Regions from separate parts of the Homo sapiens genome. Here region 2 is linked to region 1. Evidence: chromatin loops called from intact Hi-C (ENCODE). Cell type or tissue: GM12878. All regions are shown on one strand.

What was found. Hi-C counts contacts between places; a loop is a spot of excess contacts. Peaks named below come from ENCODE experiments on the same cell type or tissue, not always from the same donor. Only the 100,000 strongest peaks of a DNase experiment are listed, where the experiment ranks them.
Region 2: a loop joins it to region 1, with 6 times the contacts of the local background. A loop is called at or near these places in 74 of 110 quality-filtered maps.

The regions. Positions count from the first base shown.
Region 1 is chr3:68,872,972-68,880,971 of GRCh38, forward strand. It overlaps TAFA4 (TAFA chemokine like family member 4), which reads right to left. Exons shown (of 6, transcript NM_182522.5): 3 at 7,759-7,874. Among named protein-coding and RNA genes, the nearest start is that of TAFA4, 56 kb to the right of the region's middle. In GM12878, CTCF peaks have their summits at 3,339 (motif pointing left) and 5,565 (motif pointing left); DNase peaks (open chromatin) are centred at 1,839 and 3,340.
Region 2 is chr3:67,109,112-67,117,111 of GRCh38, forward strand. No RefSeq gene overlaps it. Among named protein-coding and RNA genes, the nearest start is that of MIR4272, 110 kb to the right of the region's middle. RefSeq lists a silencer at 4,951-5,000. In GM12878, CTCF peaks have their summits at 810 and 4,882 (motif pointing right); a DNase peak (open chromatin) is centred at 4,910.

The DNA.
Region 1 (8,000 bases):
ATATATTTACACCATTTATTTGCTTAGCAAATCCCTTTTCATAGACAGCATGGGTAAATATCAGCCGTATCATCTCAAGGCTGATCTTTCATCACACATTCCATTACAAATTCTAAAATTAGTAGGGTTCAAACTTAGGTCTCAGTGACTTATAGAAACAATCCAGGTTCTGATGTGTCACACACCTATGAGGCATGCATCAGGCTCATTAGAAAACAAATTCCAGATCAGTACAACATAAGGTAGGAGAGGCTAACAACCTTGCTCTCACCTGGAGAGATCAAACAACGTCATACTTGTTTTCCAGGAGAAGACAAATAGAAACAGACACAGACACACACACAACAGACAGACACACGCAGACATACACACACACACACACACACACACACACACACACACACACCCTGGGCCAGAAAAATGCTGACCTAGCCATTCTGTGAATGTTTCCAATTTCTAGATGGTATCCTGAAAGCAACTAACTAGACAAGTAATTCATATTAATAGCTGCTCTCTCCCTTTCAATTTGGGTATTATTTCCTATTGGATATGTTTAGCCGGCAACAGCTCAAACATATAGACTATGCATAGTTAGAAATCACTGTCCTCCACGGGGCAACACTTACTTGAAAAGCCTGTAAAATGACCACAGGACACTTGCAGGGAGGGCAGAAAACAGCAACATGTTCACATGTTCATTTCTCTAGCTCAAATCCAACCAGCCTTTGAAAGTGCCACTTGAAAGACAAGCCTCCCACTATTTCTTGCAAATGCTTTCTAAACAACAAATAAGACTTTCCAGAGCAAAGGAGACTTTTCCAAAATCTGTAACTGTTTGACTTTGGGGAAGAAGACACACCTCTTGACTCCTTTATGCACAACCAAGTTCGGATTGCTGAAATCTCCCACACCCTTGGATGGCTGGTATTTATTCCCAGCCCTTTCCCAGGTAGCTGTGCAATGTCAGTGATGAGCTACTGAAAAATTGCCTGCTGCTAACAACACTGTTGCTATTCACTTCTTTCATTTCATGCCTATATTATATTTTTCCTGAAACAAATTTCTCTATTGTTCCCTCTCTGCTTCTAGGATCCCATTACCCAATCCCCAACAGCTAAGAAAAAAACAGAGCCCAGTTGGAGACACCCAACAATCTCAGGCCCTTCTAACCCTGTCGGACTTAGTTATAGTTCTTATCTGATTTCAGACATACCCTAAAATATAAGCATTGATGGTACTTGGCCTTAGTAGTCAAATTGTTTTTAACTCTTGCAAACACAGTCTTCTCACAATCAATCCTTTGTAATGGGTTTTTAAATGTCCCTTCAAAAATATTATTTCCAGTGTTCTATTCTGAGACTACCATATGGACCAAAATATTTAAAGCATCCAAGCAACACCTAGGAAAATACAAAACGTCATTTTTCTTCCTGCCCCGTCTCTACCCCTGCTGTTTCTTTTTACCAATGATTTTATTTTCCTTATAGGGAACAAATGATTCCAATTTCCTCGTATAGCACTGGCATACAGATGAGGTATTGACCTGTAGCTTTTTAAACCCCAAATTGTAGGCTTTGTTTAGATGAGTCTAAGGCCGTGGCTTGAAAGAAGAAAAAGGGAAATTTCTTCTCAAGGGTAAGGAGAATCTTTTCCCAAACTACCCGAGGAACTCTTCAAAGACAGTTGCCTGTTCTGCCCTAAAGACTCAAAGAGGGAAGGGTGAAAAAGCCTACTCTGCCAAGTAGGATGGCTCACAAGCTCATTTGAGGAACTGAAATTCTTTACTCCCGTCAGTAATACAACCCTTTCTTTACACACACACACACACACACACACAAAGGATGTAAAGCATGCTCATTTGTCAGACATTTCACAAAGCTGAACTTGCCAGTGGCACTGGGACTTGAACTTGCAGCTGAGGAGGTGAGAAGAAGCCAAATATGAACACTGCATATAATGTGTTCCTTTCCCTTCTTATTAAAAGCTGAGCCCATCAAGATGGCACTGAAGAAATATAATATGGGGTACAACGGAGGCTAGTGGAATCCCTCACCATGGAAGCTTTTAGCATTCAAAAAGCTGAGCTGGTACAAAATGAGTAAGTATTTTCACAGTCCTTCCCAAGAGGTGGAAATGGAGGTCACCTTGACAGGGTGACAACTCTCCTCAGCCTAACTATGTCATAGCAAGACTGAAATGGAGACATCACCACCCACATCAAACTGTACCTTGATAGGAGCTAGAGTCAAACTTCCAGTTTTTTTTTTTTTTTAACTTCTGAATCATTTGTTCTCATCTTTGGCTGCAGGTCTGAGTAATCAATAGTACGGTTGTTAAATAATACAGGTGCCTGCACTCTACTTTGTAAGGTTCAGATGGAATCTCGCTGCAGTGGGCCCTCTGTGTTTTTCGTGCAAAAGCTCCCCAGGGAGAGAATAAAGTAACCACTATCTTATGGATGCCTTTTTCCATTGCTACCAAAACATAGGACCTTTAAACCATTCCACAGTCTTTTCTTTTTCTTGCTCATAAAATAGTGTATGCTATTGTGGAGTTGCCTGCATAGCAATACATCCATAGATTTACTGAAATAACCATTCACTGGAAGTGGGACAGGAAGAAGGAAGATAGAGAAAAGTACAGGAGAAACCATATTAAAATGGTATCATCAGGTTTCACTTACCCCAGTGGGTAAGTGCTCATTATTGATCAAAATAAGTTTGCTAGTGGGTAACTTTAAGACTTAATGGTTGATATCACATGCATAAACACACACACACTGTCAAATTACTTTTGCCACTTCCCTCTCCCTAAAAATATGCTCTTGCAGAGAATAACAGCATAAGCTATTCATCAGGAAACAGAACTCTTCCCCATTCTTTATTACTTGAGGTTACGAATCCCACTTACCTGGTACTTTTTCTAAATTTAGTAGTCATTTGTTTTAAAAAAAAAAAAGAGAGAGAGAACTAAATAACTAAATAAAACATAAAAGAAATTAAGTGAAATAAAGAGAGATAAAACAATGTGCTCTATGACTGACCCATGAAAATTAAAATAACCCATAATTCCAATCTTTAAAAAAGCAACATTAAGACCTAACTCATTATTAGTTCATGGGACTTATCATAGTAGGCTCTAACCACATGTGACTATTGAGCACTTGAAACGTGGCTAGGGTCACATGTTAAAATGATAATATTTTGAATATATTGGGTTAAATAAAATGTGTTAGTGAAATTAATTTCCTCTGTTGCCTTTTACTTTTTTCAGCGCAGCTTTATAACATGCAAAATTACATGTGGCTCTATTTAGCTATGATAAGCCTTGCCTACCCCCTAGTGTCAGAACTTAGGCAATGCAGGCAAATCATTTTTCAAACGCATCTGTGTTAAGTACAATTCATTTCTGCCGGCAAAGTACAAGTATAGCCGCCTGTACATACAATTTTATCATTTTCACAAATGTTATCTCAAATTTAAGCCTCAGAGAGACTCCTGTAGTAGATGTTATATTCCCCACTCAGTTAGTATTTTTGAAATTACCAGGTTTATTGTAGAAAATTAGAACTAAAACAGCGTATGCTATTTAGTCAAGAGTATTTGCAGGGTTCCTATAAATTTCAGCCATCATAGGGGACAGAAAACATGGGATCAAACTTGGATGCAACAACTGCTCTTCAAAAAATTTACCCTAAGTTAAAAATAACATAAACCACCAAAACACACAATCACAACATGCATATTTTGCATAATCATTTATAACAGAAAAAAAAACAGAAAACCTAAATTTCCATAAATTTGAACAGTACAGAACCTCTACAAAACAGATAACATTCAAAAGAAGAAGACAGCTCTAAATAAGGATAACTAGCATTTGAGCACTCACTAAGCAAACACAGTTCTCAGCATTTCCCAGGTATTAATTGATTCCTTATTATAACCGTGAGACTTATTTTTTATTATTTTTATTATTCTCATTTTACATAGAAAGAGGCTGAGTCCCGAAGAGGTTTCATAACTTGCCCAAGAATGAAAGAAGAACTGAAGCAAAACTGAAGCTCATGCTGCTTCCTCTGCCATGAGTAATAAAATCTTTTGTCTCGGGCCGGGCGCAGTGTCTCAGGCCTGTAATCCCAGCACTTTGGGAGGCCGAGGTGGGTGGATCACTTGAGGTCAGGAGTTCGAGACCAGCCTGGATAACATGGGGAAAGCCCACCTCTACTAAAAATACAAAAATTAGCTGGGCGCTGTGGTAGGCGCCTATAACCCCAGCTACTCAGGAGGCTGAGGCAGGAGAATCACTTGAACCTGGGAGGCAGAGGTTGCAGTGAGCCGAGACTGCGCCACTGCACTCCAGCATAAGTGACAGAGGGAGACTCCATCTCAAAAAATTAATTGATTAATTAAAATAAAGTAAAATCTTTTGTCTCTGACCCAAGCATCTCATGCCTTCTGCCCAGCATCCACGAAACTATGACCAGCTAACCTGTTAGCTTGCAAGGAGGGTAAAAGCTCAGACCCTTCACAATTCTTGACATCTAACTACTTCCCAATCAGTGATACATCCTCTCTACAGCAGATTTAGGTCAAGGCCAGCAAATAAAAGGGCTCTCAACACCCTTCTGGGTCACTCTGTTCCCCAGCTTGTTGAAGCCTTTCTCTCCTTAAGGTTGAGCTGAAACCTCAGTCTTCATAGAGCAACTTTCTTCGCCACAGTCAGCTTACTAGAACAATGAAAAAACAAGCCTTTTTCTCTTATGCATGAGAAATCTTCAAACCCTGAAGGCTCTGACCACATCTACCTACCCATGCTCACAGTCTTCAGCTGTTCCTGGAATGCGAACCTTTCCACACTCATTCTCGATGCCTCCAAATGTGAAAACAGCTGCCATTTATGGAATGTTTACTATGTGCTAATCCCTTCACCTATTTTTCCTTATTAGTTATCCCAATAACTCCAAATAAAATAGGCATGGATATCATTCCATTTTTACAGATGATAAAACAGGTTCAGAGAGGTTAAGTGGCCTGGATAAGGCCACACAGCCAGGATGTACCAGAACCAGAATTAGGTTTGACTTTAGACCCCCCAACATTTGATTTCCTTTCCTGCCTCATTTCCAGGTGTGCCCCAGTTTTTCCAGGGACTTTATGCCAACAGATTTTATTAAATAGTCACCAAGCACCACAGCATTTTGTGGAATTGAAATAGTGCAGTCCAGGTTATATTCAAAGTTCTCTAGGGAAATGGAACTATTAAAGTGAACGTATAAATCAATAGCACCCAAGTTCTCAACTTTCTCAGCTCCATCAGAAAACTAGCTATGACTCCATCTTTAAAGGATAAAAATCTGAATTTTTGAAGTCTCCTAGTATTCACAGGAATAAATCTTAAAGTTGTAAGATGCTTTGTGTCCCAACTACTCGTGTCTATACCAGATGAAATTTCTAGGAAGATCCCTAAATCTTTAATTCCACAGGAGTTGAGTTTCTGAAACTTCCTTCCAGAAGGCATCTTTCCACTGCACAAAACATATTTGCTACCCTCTTGTGGGGAAATAAGGCACTGCTTACAGCCAAAAAAAAAGGAACAAAAGGACAAATTGCTAGTTGAAGAAATAACAAGAGTTAGCCCTGGCCTCCTTTTAAAAGAAACGAACCTGCCAATTGGCCCCTTCACCTTTTCTACAGCTTGAAGCTACACAGTCCCATATGTGTATGTGATCTCCTGCCTGCTCAATTATGATGGAAAATAGACTTTAAAAACAACAAAACCTGTCTTTTGCGTTTTTTAGTTGCTTAAAAATACTACTGGATTCTGTGGAAATGTATTAATGCCATTTGTCTTCAAGAAAGAGTCTCACCACCCAACCTGTGAAAATTAGGTGGGTTTTCATTTTGGTTTTTTTAATGCTTAAACTAAAATTACATCTCTGATACACACCTACCGTAACACCCATCTGCCAAAACTGGGGGGGAGATTCCCACCTTTCTTCTGTGTCTCTTAGCCAGGTAGGTGGAGATAGGGTTGTAAAATACCTCCTTGTTTACACACAGCAATCAACATCCACTCTTCTAATCCAAGCCATAAAAAGCATCCAACTTCTAACTAGGGTTTCCTAGTGCCATCATTTCTTTAATTGGCCAGCACTAACCATGAAGCCCATGGGACAGTGCCAGGAGCCTCTCTGGACACTCAGACACAGCCGTTTGCAGATAACACTCTGCAACTTGCTCCCGCTGTCAGACTTCCTATAATATACCCACAGTAGAGTGAAAATCTGACCAGAGTTTCTCAGGATCTCGGTGCACTGCCCCAATTAATTCTGGTGATCCTGAGTTCTCCATCAGCTGAGCACTAAACTGGGACAAAAATGCCACATGGACATTGCAAGGATCATGGACTTTCATTCCCTGAAGATCATTAGATAAAATTTATAGCATGAATGGGAGTGGGTGGTAATCCTACTGAAATGCTTCACTTGTCAACTAATCTGACTCTTAAACTCCACTCAAGAAAAGAGATAAGATTGAGGACCTCAAACACTATCCTCGTGAACAAACTCATAAAAATAGGCACAGCACAATAACCAACTAGCTGTGGGCACTTCACAGCAGCCAAATGGTATTGATTTTATGCTGATTTGCTGAAACTTCAATCATTATTTTTCTCATCTTCTTGGAACTGTCACTTGAGGAGGGAAAATTGAGTTGTGTGAGATTTTAAAAATTATCTTGAGCCTTAAATTATGACTAACCTTAAAATATCAGAATAACGAAGTGGAAAGTATGACATGTTATATATTTGGTGGTAAGAATATCTCATGAACTTTCCAAACACAAGACCTTTGGAGACAGAATTTATAATTCTGACCCATACGTGATTTAGGGTTCAGGCATCACTCTTTCCCAAAGAAGTCAAAACATTTCTGGCACTGCCACGCCTCAGATTACCAAAGCTGAGAGAGTAAATTAATTGACAACAAGTCCATTGACACATATGAATTATTCAGGAAAACACAATTTGCTGGGGAGTTTCCACTGTGTCACTTTAAATGTTGATGTAAGAAAGAAAGGACAGAAACACACACACACACACACACACAAACACACAAACTGATCGGTAGCTGATGGTTTTGATCTCGCCTTTAAAAATCAGCAATGCAGAGATATGAGTCTCACTAGAAGTTATCAGAATGACTGCCTCTAAATCTTTAGACAACACCCATTTTAAGTCCCTTACAAAAGTTACCACAGCTTTTTCTCTTTTCTTTTTTTAAAAAATCATGTAGCATATTTTCTCCACATCTCTCAAAAAGATCTTAAATTATCTGACTATTCCCTTCACTAAAGCCCTGTAAGTGTTAGTTTAAGTTTATCATAAAGATGTTCTACTTCTAAGGAAGCTGCAGGAGTGGATGGATGGATGGGCAGATGGACTGACATGTATGCACACACACACACACGCCAACCACACAAATTGCTGATGGTTTTCTGGGATTCCTTGAGAAAAACTGCTATAAAAATAAAAGTGTGCCCAAGAAAACAAAAGTTTTTAAAAGCCTGAAAAATATTTTTAAAGGACTCTTAAAGCACTAAACCATTAAACTGTGTTACTCCGCCATATTTCATGCTTCCTCTAGTTATTTACACACCATCAGAAGCTCACATCAGTTATCTGTGTCTAAAATGTGGACTCTGACATTTGGAGGGGTTTTATTATCTCAGCAGTGCATAATGAGCTTAAAGGGCTTACCTGCATGTCCCCGGAGGTGCTGGCTTGAGGCGGACATCAGCTTACAGCACACCATTAACACGTAGGCTAGAAAGAGCCAGTGCGACAGCAACACTGACTTAGCACAGACTCTCATCCTGGAGGAAAAGCAGGGCTGGAGTCAGTGAGGGCTGAGGAAGGCCAGACTCCCTGGCAAGCACCATTCTAGGAAGGCGGGAGAAAGCAGGGGCAGATCCCTGGAGCTGGAATTCCTTTCTCCCAAG
Region 2 (8,000 bases), 1.8 Mb before region 1:
CACATAACCAACCAACTAACCAACCAACAAGAGCAAATGGTGCCCTTGTCTCTGAATGATATACAGATTTTTTTCTACTCCTTCATGGATGAAATCTACATAGATTCTTAGCTTCCAACAAGAGTAAGATAATCAGATACAGTGTGATATTGTGCAAAGACCAAGGTGAGCACTTACAAGTTTAAAGTACACAATTCCAAGGGCTGGGGGTAGGTGCTATTCACAGCAGTCTTTAGAGGCTCTTTAGTCTGATGAACCTGACTATGCAAGTTCTCTACACCTGTGTTTCTGCAGAAGCAACAAGGGGCAATCTTCCTCCACCCAGGAAAGCAAGACACTTGCCTAATGCTTCTTTATGTCCTCCAACAGTGTCTTACCTAGAGAAGGGCCTTAATTCAGGTTTGTGGAATGAATGAAACTCAGGCTGGTCCTGTTCCTTATTAACATGGTTATAGTCAAGGTTGGCTTAAGGAATTTGTAATAAAATTTATTTTCAGCACATTACTTCATGAATGCTATCCTTGTAGATTCATATATATTCAGTGGTTGCTTTTGAGAAATCTAAAAATACCGTCACTTGGCATTTGCCCTAGAACAGTGTGCTGCCTTGATGCAGCCATAACAGTCATACCATATGGGAGGAAACCTGGGTACTTTCAAACAGACTCCTCTTTTAAAATCAAGTCTGCTGCTGTCGCTGGAGCTTGCAGCCTCCTGAACCTCTTTATTTAGATACAGCATTCCAGGGCCATTATTTCATATGTAGAGGGATTTTTTTAAATAGCTTGCAGTTTGGGCTTTTCACCACTAGAGTTCAACCTTGCTCTTATCTAGATGATTTCAAGGAAGAAAACTAACTAAATAAAATAAATCAGCATCTCCTCAAACAAAACACAAAGAAAATTCCCTAAGTACCTTCTCTAATTCCAATCCTGACCTTTGACTACCAAAAGCTGGCTTCGTTCATGTGCCTTTTTTTTTTCTGACATACTTAAGATTTCCTGGTTGGTATTGTCATCAGGGATCAAATTCTTGAATGCCCTTGCTTAGTTACAAGTAATTTATCAATGCTTGATAAATAATTTCTCCTTAGATTCAGTTTGTTTATTTCTAAGTACAATCTTTAGCCGAAACTGCCTGGCTGATTGATGGGAGAGCATGCTTCTGGTCGGTAGATCCTGGGGGCTCACAACAGGGTAGTCAGAGCTACAGTGAAAGCGACTGCTACTCTGGGTCTCATAGTTGATCATTAATTTTTTGAGAAGTTTTTTCTTTAATAAATATAGCTTTCTCCCTGAGGTTTGGTTTTGATTTCCAAATTCAAGACGTACCTCTTTTTTCCCTTTCTTTGTACCCATTGTCTTCAGATATATTTCTGAAGAGACCAAAATCAAGCATACAATGTCACAATTTTGCTAGTGGTCAACCTATCACTCCCAGGACTTCTAAAAACTATGCTGTGTCAAATTAGGCATACATAATAATTAGAAATGCATGATAAAAGCTAACATTGCACATTTATCATACACTTGGCACTTTAGATGCTTTATTTCATGCAATCTTCACAAAAGTCTTATGAATCAGGGATGATCCTCAGTCCCATTTTACAGATAAATAAACAGTAATATATATAAGTCTTTTTTTTTGAGATAAGGTGTTCACTCTGTTGCCCAGGCTGGAGTACAGTGGTGCGATCTCAGCTCACTGCAGTCTCCGCCTCCTGGGTTCAAGTGATTCTCACGCCTCAGCCTCCCGCATAGCTGGGACCATAGGCATGAGCCACCATGCCTGACTAATTTTTTGTATTTTTGGTAGCGACAGGGTTTACGCCATGTTGTCCTGGCTGGTCTTGAACTCCTGAGCTCAAGCATTCCACTCGCCATGGCCTCCCAAAGTACTGCATATAAATAATTTGACTAAGGCCACTCAGCTAGTAAGTGGTGGAGTGAGAAGTCAAACACAGGTCTCTACCTGAACATTGTGCTCAATGAGGGTTCTACATTCATATAGCCTGAACTTTTTGAGGGCACAGATAAAGAGTATAATAATAACCCTGATAAAAGGAGTGGCCATGGCTAGGCAGAAAAGCAAGAAACTTGCAAGGGATACGCAGAAATTAAATGATGAAACAAAATGTGTTAATTGAGATTTTGCAGCAGACACAGACACCCTGTTCAAATGGCTGACGTATATAGGCTTCACCATCTCTAATAACAGAGAACATGCTATCAACATGTAATGTGGTAAGAACTTCTCTCAGTCATACTGGCTAAAATGTTCACCAATTTATTACAAAGGAGAATCTTAAAATTGATCTTCAAAACTCACTATTTAGATTTTCACAGTTGTGACAAATAATAATGCTCAGGTTGGCTGTATGAGGAATTATCTAGGGTTCAAGTAGTCTCATCTAACCTTTTTGTTATCACTTTAACATTCTGGGTTAATGAGTCCTGTGTCCTACCAAATGCTATTACAAGTACTTACCCCTGATAGGCCATTCATTGAACTGTTTACTTATTCATTAAATACTAAGCGTCTACTACATACCATGCACTGTACTAGGTGCTGAGAATATGAAAGAAAACAAAACAAAAAACAAATGAAAATCTCTGTCTACATTTTACATTCTGGTAGGGGAGATAGAAAATGAGCAAACGAATAAGTAAAATGTGTAGTATGTGTGATGGTGATAAATATTACATAGAGAAAAATAAAACTGGGAAGGGAGATAATAAATGCTGTTCGATTTTGTTTGCTTGTCTTGCAACTTGAAACAGGGTGGCCAGAGAAGGATAACAACAGTAATAATAATAACAGTAATAGTAGTTCTTCTTCTTTTTTTTGTGAGACAGGGTTTCAGTCTGTTGCCCAGGCTGGAGTGTAGTGACCCAATCTCTGCTCACTGCAACCTCTGCCTCTCAGGTTCAAGAGATTCTCCCACCTCAGCCTCCTGAGTAGCTGAGACTACAGGTGCACACCATCATGCCTGGATAATTTTTGCATTTTTTGGTAGAGACAGGGTTTCACCATGTTGGTCATGCTGGTCTTGAACTCGTAACCTCAAGTGATCTGCCCACCTCAGCATCCCAAAGTGATGGGATTACAGGCGTGAGCCACTGCACCCAGCCTAATAGTAGCTCTTGTTTTTGGTCATTCTAGGCAAAGTAGCAGCTAACATTAATTGAGTACTTACTATGTAGCAGGCCTCTTTAATTTATATCTCATTTAATTTTCATAACCACTCTGTTTCACAGATAAGGGGAAACAAACACAAAAATCATGTAACTTGTCCAAATCACACAGCTAACAAAAGAAAACTGTGGACATTTTGAGTCAGAGCCCAGGTTCTTAACCCTACCAGCATGCTTTTCTTTTGGTATTTGCTGCTGTATACTTTAATTGCCTATGTAAGAAACAACACCGAGTGAACCATGCTGACCTAATTTTCTAGTTCTAGTTTGTTTCATTCATAGTAATATAAAAATTAGCTGCTTATTTTCCATAATAACTCCTTAAATACACTTGTTATGTGGAATATATTAAGTTAGTTAAGAATATGGTTTATTTATATATCTAGAATATGTACTCCCTTTATATTAAAATATTTATAGCAGCTGACAAAATTTAGTGCAAAATAGACTGATTATCCATAAGAATTATAAATGATAAATAAATGAACCTTGGTAGGTTGTGCATGCAAAGACAAATCAGTTAATGATAAAAACAGAATAAGGATTATCTGCAGGAGCATGGGGTGCAGGTAATATCAGGCATCTGAGATGAACTCACTACTACTATCAGAAACTGAGTTTGGCTATACGTTTCCTAGCTGCTAAGACAGAGCAACATCCACACTAGGTTACATAATATTCATTTTTTTGAACAAAAGAAGATAGAAAATTGTCCTTGAGAAAAACTTTCTTACAACTGATCCTTGTAAAAGGTTCATGGGCTAACAGTGAAGAATATTTTCAACTTTGCAGGAAGCAAGGACTCCTGAAAGAATTTTTTTTTACAATCTTCTATAATAAATGGGAGTGAAAATGAAATTGGCATTTTTGGAAGGGGGGGGGAGAAACAGTTGAGATAATATGACCTAGGTATTCTCTGTTCTGCATACCTTATTTAACAGTGGGTTACAGAATGGGGAAATGGATAGTTAACAATTTCCACGGATTCTTCCTCAAAATATTAATTACAGTAAGCAGACCTTTGACAGGTGTCATATCACAATTAATTTCATGACTAGTAAAAATATAATTAGACTAGTAAAAACAACAACTGCTACAAAATAACAGTGGCAGCTAATAACTACTGCATACTTATCAGGAGGCAAGATCTGGGTCGAACATTTTACAAACATTATTTCATTTAAGGTTTCCCATAAGTTTCTGAGTTAGGCACAGTCATGTTCCCATTTTAAAGATGAGAAAGCTGAGACTTAGAGAAGTTAGGAAAGTTTCCCAAAGTTGCCCAGCTAGTAAGGATCCGAGAGCTCAGATTCAACTATGGTCGGACTGGTTCCAAAGCTTGTGTTTTTATCTACTACTTTGTGGTTACTCTACCACCTTTATTATATCTATTCCATGTTTTTACTGAGACAATTGCACAAGACCTGAGGAGACATAAACATTTAAGATGAGAATACACAGAGGAAAAAAAGAAGTGTTCTCCACTTCCTAGACAAAATTAGTAAGTTTAAGAAGACACAGAACCATACAGCTTACATGAAATCAGTTCTACTATTTATCACGATGGACAAAAGAAATGATGAGCCACTCTGCGCACTGTCATAGGTCAGACTAGGATCTCGCCTGGAACCCGAGGATGTGAGAAACCGCTGTGACTCATGGCTAACTGCTGTTTCAGAACCTAGGACAGCGGCACACATCCCTTCCACTAGGGGGCAGGGTGGTCATTACATTGTGATTGTTTATAAGCTGAGCCTGATTCTGACAGGCAGAAAGCCAGCTCAACTTCTGTAGCTTCAGAATAGGCAGCCAGTGGGGCCAAGTGTCCATGTTTGCCCCAGATAAGAATCTTGGACCTTTTCAAGTATTTGTAAAAGCATCCAGTGGACACCTTAGCTTTTTGCATTTGGTAACCACAGTGTCAAGAGCTAGAAAAAGTGTAAAATACCAAATATTAGAAGAGCTTTGGACAGTGCCAGCTTGAAAATGCCTCTCTTGGCCACTGTACTTATGTTGATTGATTTCATATTTACCTGTGGACTGACTGCAATAAATGGGCTTGCTAGCACATTTTTGGAACTATCCTTACCTAGGCTATGAAAAGTTCAGAAAGGGAAGTTAAGGGAGAACAGTATAACAGAAGTGGCTAGTAACAGGGGCTTTGGAGCCAGATAGACATGAATTTAGACTTGATTTCACCACTTTTTCACAATAGGACTTTGAGTAAATGATAACCTCTCTTTCTGTACTTCGATTTTCTCAACTATAAAATAGAAATGGTATAACAGATATCTTACAGGATTGTTATGATGACTAAATGAATCTCTAAAGCACTTGGCTGGATGTCTGGCACACAAGGCTCAATGATCACCAGGATGATGATGAATCTGCTATTGAAGGAAAAAAATAATAACCTTAGCATATGTCAATTTACGTTACCCAATATAGTTTATACATCTCAAACAAATATAAGAAATGTATATAAATATTCACTGGTTCATTTACTCATTTATTTATTCATCAAGCATTTATTAAACATCTGTAGTTTGCCAGGTAAGGGGAATACAAAGACAATCATTAAGAAAGCTCACAAATATTCTAGCATATAGTAAGAATTGCTTTACCCAATGAAACAGAGCAATGACATACATTGTTGCCACGTAGGAGGATCAAAAGCCACTCTATACTTTGCCATTTGATATGGTTTGGGTGGGCTGTGTCCCCAAATCTCCTCTCAAACTGTAATCCCCACTTGTTGATGGAGGGACCTGCTGGGAAGTGACTGGACCATGGGAGTGGTTCCCCCATACTGTTCTTGTGATGGTGAGTTATCATGAAATCTGATTGTTTAAAAATGGCACTTTCCCCTTTGTTCTTTCTGACTCCTGCTGCCTTGTGAAGAAGGTACTTGCTTCTCTTTCACCTTCTGCCATAATTATAAGTTTCCTAAGGCCTCCTAAGCCATGTGGAATTGTGAGTCAATTAAACCTCTTCACTTTATAAATTACCCAGTCTCAGGTATTTCTTATAGCAGTGTGAAAATGGGCTAATACACTATACTTTCCTTCTCCCCCCTAAAACAATGCACGATGTTACAGATAGCAACTTCTCGGCCAGTCTGGGTCTCTGAATGAGAATGATGGCAATGTGCAGGAGAGACCCCAGCTGACTTTTGATGGCAATAAAATGTGCACAAGAAATCAACTGTTTATTATAAGTCATTTAGATTTGGGGTCATTTACTACCTCAGCACAACCTGGGATATCCTAAATGATGTTAGGCTGCTGCTCTCAAAACAATCTACAATGGTGGAATCGATGCATGGATGCAAACAGGTAAACAATCATGCAAACTGCAGCATAAATGCTATAAGAGATGTGGGAGTGAAGTGCTTTTTGGCAGGAATCAAAGTAATAAATTTGTGATGAACTTGAAAAGGTCAATATGCACCTATCTGCTAACAAAATATCTGGTGAGGCTACAATGTGGAACTCCATTTCAAGCAGAGGAAGACACCATCTGAGGGAGACACAGCAATGCCACAGAACGTGGAAAATGTAAGACTTGGGGAAGGGGGATGGTTTATAATCCCACTGTAACTTGGAAGGAACATTGAGAAATAGAAAATAGAGTGACATTATATTCTAATGACCCAGTGACAATAACAGTCTTACTAGTGTGCCAGCTCAGGTCATATATTGTGTAATATATGGCTTCATTTCCACTTTTGACCAATAGCTACACACAAGAGGTGGTAAAACCCCGTATAATTTGGTCAAAACAATATTGGGCTGGAAATCAGAACCTCTGGCTGCTAATATGGGGTATATCAATCATGAGAGGAAATCTGAACATATTTTTTTCTCTAGACCTCCATTACCTTATTGATAAAATGAATGGAAAAAACCTAGATTATTTCTGATCCATTCTATCTCTAAGATTGTGTTTCCTACACTTGAAATGTAACATTTGAAATCTTCATTGTTTGCGTGAAAAGATTCCACCTGGGAAATAAAACCAGGCTATTGACTTGTTATAAATGGAGAGCTATTTGATTGCATCATAAACTGTAATAGATCCTGTGGAAGTGGGGAAGCTACTCCTGTCTCCTTGGAATTAGTGCACCCTCAAATTCCAATGGCCTGAGGGCTTTCTCTGGTGGCCAGAGGCTCCTTGGCCCCATTGAATAGGTTGGAAATCCAGAGAATAATTCCTCTTGGAAGCAGCCATGAACAATGACTATTGTAAGTTGGTAGACAAATGTCCAAGTTCTCTACTCTACAGGTAGGATAATTCTGAAGTTGGACATCCTCAGGATTCCCCAGCAGGACTGAGTTTCCATTACTCACATGACAACTGGTTTGACAATGTACATTTTACTGGCTACCTCCCCTTTCCTGTGTCACTACTCATTCATCTACTGGGATTTTCTAGATTCACCTCTGAAATAAAACATCTGCACTCGAATTCTTGTCTCAAGACCTGCTTCTAGAGAACCCTAAGACATATACTAATACACAGGTGAAAATACAACTACACTCCACTGTCAATAATTTTTAGGATTGGTTTAAATGTACTTCCTACACTTGGGTGCAAGTAAAATCACATTTTCAATTAATTAAATCTGGCTTTGGGCTGGGCGCAGTGGCTCATGCCTGTAATCCCAGCACTTTGGGAGGCCAAGGCAGGCAGATCACCTGAGGCCAGGAGATCGAGACCAGCCTGGAAATTATGGGGAAACCCTGTCTCTACTAAAAATACAAAAATTAGCTGGGCATGGTGGCACACAACTGTAATCTCAGCTAC